Linked DNA regions of Homo sapiens: regions 1 and 2 are each linked to region 3. Evidence: chromatin loops called from intact Hi-C (ENCODE). Cell type or tissue: endothelial cell of umbilical vein. All regions are shown on one strand.

Region 1 (2,500 bases), 62 kb before region 3:
TTGTATTTTTAGTAGAGAGGGGGTTTCACCATATTAGCCAGGATGGTCTCAATCTCCTGACCTTGTGATCCGCCCACTTCTGCCTACCAAAGTGCTGGGATTACAGGCATCAGCCACCACACCCGGCCCCATGTGACTTCTTTTTAGCCAAAGTTGCAAGGAGACTCAATTAATTCAGCTTCTTGTCATTTTTTTTTCTTTTTGAGATGGACTCTCACTCTGTCGCCCAGGCTGGAGTACAGTGGTGTGATCTTGGCTCATTGTAACCTCTGCCTCCTGGGTTCAAGCGATTCTCCTGCCTCAGCCTCCCAAGTAGCTGGGATTACAGGCACATCCCACCACACCTGGCTAATTTTTAGTAATTTTTAGTATTTTTAGTAAAGATGGGGTTTCACCATGTTGGCCAGGCTGATCTCGAACTCCTGACTGCAGGGTGATCCACCCACCTTGGCCTCCCAAAGTGCTGGGATTACAGGCATGAGCCACTGCACCCAGCCTTGTCATTTTTTTGATGTCCCATTTCTCACCTTTTTAATAACTTGCCTCCTACCTTGGGTGTTGTAAATAGTTTGACATTAAATCTTTTTTGGGAGGAGATGGGATATAAGTTAGTTGATTATGAAATAAATCAGGTAGTTTCTGTGCATAGCTCAGCTGACAGAAGGGTCATCTCCCTTGTCTCCTTGTTATATTGTGAATCAATAAATTTACACCACGAGTGTTTAATCCATATACTGAGTATAAACAATATCTGGTAGGTCCTATTAACTTAGTTACTGTTCAATAAGTGACTCCCGCCAATACCATAAAGATTAACTTTCACAAGAGGGTGTGCTTTTCTAAATTTCTCCCTTATGTTATTCTCTGGGAAAATAGACTCAGGCTTCCTTGGTGAAGAATATGTGTGTCTGTGTGTGTGTTGTGTGTGGTATGTGGTTTGTTTCTTTTCTGAGTGTACATTACTATATTTCAGGGCACAGTTTAAAACTGTGAAAGGTAAATAAATCTGGGGGCCCCAAATCAGTAAGCTAAAGGGAAAAGTCAAGCTGGGAACTGTTTAGGGCCAACCTGCCTCCCATTCTATTAAAAGTCATCCCTCTGCTCACTGAGATGGATGCATATCTGATGGCCTCCTTTGGAAAGACTAATCAGAAACTCAAAATAATGCAACCGTTTGTCTGTCACCTATCTGTGACCTGGAAGGTGTCTCTCCACTTTGAGTCTTCCTGCCTTTGCTTCAAGTTTGTCCCGCCTTTCCAGACTGAAGCAATGTACTTCTTACATATATTGACTGATGTCTCATGTCTCCCTAAAATGTATAAAACTAAGCTGTTCCCTGACCACCTTGGGCATGCGTCATCAGGATTTCCTGAGGATGTGCCACGGGTGCGCATTCTCAACCTTGGCAAAATAAACTTTCTAAATTAACTGAGACCTGTCTCAAATTTTCGGGGTTCACACAACTTAGCATCATCTAGTCATTTGTGTATTCACTTGGTAGGTACTTATTTTTCCCCTGCTGTATAGCAGGCCCTGAGCTATGTGGATTCCCCATGATGTTTGCAAGTACTCCATGGTCAAGCCTTCCTCCAAAGTCAAACAGGGGCTAGTGGTGGGCCATTCATTTTTGTACTTGCTGTCTGCTGTTTGGCCTTGTAAATTGCTTTTTTTCTGAATGATTTTCTGTCTCTTTCATCAGAATATGGCCCCCTCTAGAGCAAAATCCTTATCTTGTTCATCTTTGAAGGCCCAGTGCCCCAGTACATTGCCATAGACGTATTAGGTTATCAATAAACTGTTTTATTGATATTGATATCACATCATCCCAGTAGTTTGAAATAAAACAAGAAGATATTACATGGGAAGTAAAATTTGGTGCCTTCAAACAACAACAACAAAAATGGTCATGTGGACATATTAAAGCGTATCCAAGACCCATGATTAGTGGCTGATGGGGCAGTTCAAGCCACAGATTAGGAAGGCTGCAGGCAAGCATCACAGCAAATCTAAAGCCTGGAGCCCACAGCCTAGACAATGGCTGAATAAATGCATGGACACCCAGCCCAACACCACCCTTGAATAGACCCTGCCTGGGAAAGAAGGATGCATGTGGTAATGACAGTTGTCGGGGGTTGTGCTTTCTGAGAACTGATGAGCTTGTCATGAACAAAACCACGGCTAAGCACTAAGCAGAATAGAATCTGTTCCCTGTGTTGGCCAAGGAAGCACCATCTTTCAGAGTAGGAGGGATAAAGAATGAGAGTTGCCAAGTCAAGCCTGCTTTTCTCAATACAAAACTGGTGACCAGTGGTAAGTGCTCTTCATAAAAGCAGTGGCATTTAGTTTGGAAGTAGATGTGATGCAGGATATAAAAATCAGTAGCTATAAAAATAAAAATGTAAATATCTCCAGGGAGCAAAAAGCCACTATTTCAGTGTATACAGCATCATAGCAGCAAAATGTGCCCACGGCTCCAATGGTTTGACCTTGCAGAGTGCTT
Region 2 (2,500 bases), 75 kb before region 3:
GGCTCACTGATGCATGGACCAGATGATGTATGGACTCCCTGATATATGAGCCAGCTGATGTATAGACCAGCTGATGTGTGGACCAGCTGGTGTATGGACCGGCTAATGTATGGACCTGTTGGTGTATGGACCCCTGATGTATGGACCAGCTGATGTGTGAACCTCCTGATGTATGCCCTCCCCGATATATGGACTAGCTGATGTATGGACTCCCTGATGTATAGGACAGCTGATGTATGGACCCGCTGATGTATAGGCCAGTTGACATATGGACGCACTGATGTATGGACCAGCTGATGTGTGAACCTCCTGATGTATGCCTCCTCTGATATAGGAACCAGCTGATGTATGGGCCAGGTGATGTATGGACCCCTGATATATGGAGCAGCTGATGTATGGACCCCTGGTATATAGACCACTGATGTGTGAACCTCCTGATGAGTGACCCACCAATATATGGACCAGTTGATGTATGGACCCACTGATGTATGGACCAGCTGATGTATGCACCCACTCAGGTATGCACTAACAGATATATGGGCCAGCTGATGTATAGACCCCAATGTATAGACCAGCTGATGTGTGAACATCCTGATGTATGCCTCTCTCCCAACCTGATATATGGACTGGTTGATGTATGGACCCCCTGATGTATGGACCAGCTAATGTATGCACCCACTTAGGTATGGACTAACTGATGTATGGGGCAGCTGATGTATAGACCCCTGATGTATAGACCAGCTAATGGGTGAACATGCTGATGTATGCCTCTACCCCCGACCTGATATATGGACTGGTTGATGTATGGACCCCTGATGTATGGGCCTGCTGATGTTTGGACCAGCTGTGGCTCTCCACTCACTCTGGACCTTCCACCCTGTTCCTCACCTGTACACTGTTCCTCCTGGCCATTTGAGTGCCTGACAGCCCTTCGGGACCCAGCCCAGGGGTTACTTCTTCTTGGGTGCATTTTCTTCAAAAAAATTTTTTTTAGAGATGGGGTCTTGCTATGTTGCCCAGACTGGTCTCTAACTCCTGGCCTCAAGCAATCCTGTCCCACCATTGACCCATCTGAAGATTGGAGAGACCTTAGGCCCAGGGCTGGGGAATAACCATAATTTGCTCTTCAATTATTCTGCAAATACATATTGAGTTCCCACAGTGATGAACACAGTCCTAAGTACTGAGATGCAATAGTAGACAGAATCTCTGTCTTCATGAGGCTTTCATAGTCCTAGGAGGAGATACGTTACATTTTATTTATTCATTTAAATAAGTAAAAATGTGATGTGACATGACATGATAAATCATAAAGCTATGTATAAAGAAAAATAAAGCCAGATAAAGGAAATACAAAGTGAATGACTGGACAAATGGCCAACAAACAAATAAAAAGAGGCTCCGTGTCATTAGTCATGAGGGAAATGTGATTCAAATCCACAGTGAGCTCACACTTCACACCCAGTAGGATGGCGATCATAAAAATAACCGGAAAATAACTTTTGGCAAGAATGTGGAGAAATTGGAACCTTCCTACAGTGCTGGTGGGAATGTGAAATAGTGCAGCTGCTGTGGAAAATAGTTTGGCAGTTCCTCAAAAAGTTAAACATAGACTCACCATATGATCCAGCAATTCCACTCCCAGGTAGATGCCCCCAAAGAGCTGAAAATATGGGTTTAAGTGAAAACTTGTCCACCCATGCTCATGGCAGCACTATTCACAATGACTGAAAGGTGGAAACAACTCAAATCACCATGAACTGATAAAGCATAAACAAAATGTGATATATACACACAATGGACTATCATTCAGCCGTAGAACAGAATGGAGGACCGATGCAGGCTACCTCATGGACAAACATTAAGAATATGATGCTGGGCTGGGAGCAGTGGCTCACACCTATAATCCCAGCACTTTGGGAGGCTGATGTAGGAGGATCACTTGAAGCCAGGAGTTCAAGACCAGCCTGGGCAACAAAATGAGACCCTGTCTCTACAAAAAATTTAAAAAAAAAATTAGCTGGGTACAACAGCATGCACCTGTCATCCAAGCTACTCAGGAGACTGAGACAGGAAGATCGATTGAGCCTAGGAGTTCAAAGCTGCCTGCAGGGAGCTATGATTGTGCCACTGCACTCCAGCTTCAGCAACACAGTGAGACCCTGTCTCTTTAGAAAAATTAAATTTAAACAAACGAAAAAAATTACAATGCTAAGTGAAATAAGCCAGACACAAAAAGTCACATAATGTATGATTTCATTTATATGAAATATCCAGACTGGGCACGGTGGCTCATGCCTGTAATCCTAGCACTTTTGGAAGCCGACATGGGTGGATCACCTGAAGTCAGGAGATCGAGACCAGCCTGGCCAACATGATGAAACCCCATCTCTATTAAAAATAAAAAAATTAGCCAGGCGTGGTGGCACATGCCTGTAATCCCAGCTACTCAGGAAGCTGAGACAGGAGAATTGCTTGAACCCGGGAGGCAGAGGTTGCA
Region 3 (2,500 bases):
CTCACACCTGTCATCCCAGCACGTTGATAGGCTGAGGTGGGCAGATAGATCACTTGAGCCCAGGAGTTCAAGGCTAGCTGGGCCAACATGGTGAAACTGCGTCTCTGCTAACAATACAAAAATTAGCCGGGCTTGGTGGGGTGTGCCTGTAGTCCCAGCTACTCGGGAGGCTGAGGCAGGAGAATTGCTTAAACCCAGGAGGCGGAGGTTGCAGTGAGCCGAGATAACACCACTGCACTCCGAGTTAGACCCTGCCTCAAAAACAACAACAACAACAACAAAACCCCCAAAACAAACAAAAGCCCCAAAACCCAACAAACAGAAAAACCCCCCAAACAGACAAACAAAAAAACCCAAGTCACCAAGCAGCCATCAAAGCTCCCCTTGCTTTGTTACACCAACTTAGGCGCTTGCTCATCAATCACTGCTCATTCTTCAGTCTATTCCTGAGTGCTTGCTTTGGAATTTACTGTTATTTTTTGTCTCATACTAGATTGTTCCAAGTGGGGCCTATTCTTTCTAATTTTTAATATACATTCCCATATAGTTCACTGAAAATGTTGGACACTCATCAGATCATCTGGATATGATAATTTTGGGTGGGTGGGAGGATGGTGTGATTTGTCCTGGCTACACTGGAATTTTAGAGATCTCTTTTTATTTATTAATTTTTTTTTTGTAGAGACAAGGTTTTGCTCTGTCCCACAGGCTGGAGTGCAGTGGTACAATTGCAGCTCACTGCAACCTCCAACTCCTGGGCTCAAGCAATCCTCCTACCTCTGCCTCCCAAGTAGCTGGGATTACAGGTGTGCACCATTACGCCTGGCTGATTTTAGGAATTTAAAACCAGACTACATCTTTGCTAAAAGTTTCTTTTCACCTTTTGGGGTTCACTTAACTAGTTCAGACACTGTTTGGCAATTCTGGTTCAACAGGACTTGAGAGTGCTCTGGGACTAATTGAGCCAAGTACCATACTATGAATCTGGTTGGTGACTAATGTACTTGGAACTAATAGGAAAGAGTTAGTTTATTTTGGCTCAGTGATCTGGCCAGCCATTGCTTAGTGACCACAAATTATGACCCACAGAAGAAGTGAAGTAATTTATGTATAATCATAGAACAGCTAACACCTAGACAGAGGTTCTTCTGAGCCAGGCATCATGCTAAGAACTTTGCATATATTAACTCATTTAATCCTAAAAACAACCGGCTGAGGTGAGTTTTATCGTTATCCCCGTTGTGCAGATAAGGAAACTTAGGCAGAGAGAGGTAAGCAATTTCTCCAAGGTCACACAGGGTTAGCTGGACCTTATATAGACCCAAGACTCACTCCCTGTCTTGCCTTGCACATTGGCAAAGGCTAACCACGATTTTTAATGAACTCTGGGCAATTAATGGAGTTGATTAGCCGTGGCCGAATTTGTGCTGCCACCATGAGGAGGAAGAATCATAGTCCACCCAGACTGATGAGAACTCAGGAACCAGGAAAGGCAAGGTGAATGTGAAGCTGAGGTCTGTGTCTCCACTCAAGGACCAAACAGGAAATTCAGGGTGGGAGGGGGGCTCTGTCCAGTCTCCCAGCAGTGACCAGGGACAATGAGCTGGGCTTGGGCACCGCAGGGCTTAATTGTGGACTGTACCATGTTAACCGAGCTCAGAGTCCAAAGGCTAAAGTGAAACAGAAAGCCAGGCCGACTGTCTGGCTGGGTCATCTGCCCAAGAGGATTAGAGGAGGCAGAGCAACGCAGGTGTGAGTTAGCAGGGTGGAAAAACGAACCCAGCGTGCAGGCGCAGCTAGGAAGAGGTGGGGACAGATGCCCTCCGAGCGTGCCGCACTACTTCTCACGGGAAACCTTCAGGCCTGGGGAGTCTCTGGGGCGTGGTGAGGGAGGTGCTGTTCCTCCTCTCATATTCCTGGCTTGGCAGAGCCTGGTCCTGAAGTTGGGATATGGTCTAGTTACTAATATATTCTGTTAGGACATGACCAGGACACAGGAATCCCAGCTCACCGCATCCCCACCTGGGTTCAGAGAAGCAGATTGGATAGTGGGTAGACGGATGGCCTTTCGAAGCAGATAAACCTGGGCTCAGACTTTGGCCTCCGTTAACTCTTAGCTATGTGACCTTGGGCAAATCTATAACCTCCCTCTAAGCCTCAGTCTTGCCAGTTATAAAATGGGAATATTAATAAAACATGTAACTAACCAAGTTAATGTAGTAGTTAAATGCCATAAGAGGTGCAGGATAGTTTGCAGAAGGGTTGACTTGCACTAAATGATACCTCTATTTGCTGTTGTTATCAGTGTCAGGAATAACAAACGTTATTGGCTGGAAGGTGGCAAGGAGAGGGCAGGACTGAGCTAAATCATCCTTCTAATTGTTTGCGGGGCTCTCTTTTCTTCCTCTACTTCTAACTACTTGGATATGAGCCCTTCCAAAGGATCTCCCCTCCCCCAGAATCCCAAGCAAATGCCAGGTGCTTAAGGGACAGCAGGGTG

What was found. A loop is a pair of places that touch in the nucleus more often than their neighbours do. Peaks named below come from ENCODE experiments on the same cell type or tissue, not always from the same donor. Only the 100,000 strongest peaks of a DNase experiment are listed, where the experiment ranks them.
Region 1: it touches region 3 in a loop (4-fold over the local background); 3 of 110 quality-filtered maps call a loop at or near these places.
Region 2: it touches region 3 in a loop (3-fold over the local background); 3 of 110 quality-filtered maps call a loop at or near these places.

Annotation. Positions count from the first base shown.
Region 1 is chr10:30,123,550-30,126,049 of GRCh38, forward strand. No RefSeq gene overlaps it. Among named protein-coding and RNA genes, the nearest start is that of JCAD, 65 kb to the left of the region's middle. In endothelial cell of umbilical vein, no CTCF peak of the experiment used is centred here; a DNase peak (open chromatin) is centred at 1,412; H3K27ac peaks cover 674 bases.
Region 2 is chr10:30,110,314-30,112,813 of GRCh38, forward strand. LOC101929256 (a long non-coding RNA gene) reads left to right here. Exons shown (of 4, transcript XR_001747405.2): 3 at 335-518. It also overlaps a transcript of JCAD not described here. Among named protein-coding and RNA genes, the nearest start is that of JCAD, 52 kb to the left of the region's middle. In endothelial cell of umbilical vein, no CTCF peak of the experiment used is centred here; a DNase peak (open chromatin) is centred at 1,488; H3K27ac peaks cover 1,407 bases.
Region 3 is chr10:30,185,071-30,187,570 of GRCh38, forward strand. No RefSeq gene overlaps it. Among named protein-coding and RNA genes, the nearest start is that of JCAD, 130 kb to the left of the region's middle. In endothelial cell of umbilical vein, CTCF peaks have their summits at 1,455 and 1,666; DNase peaks (open chromatin) are centred at 1,041 and 1,351; H3K27ac peaks cover 1,455 bases.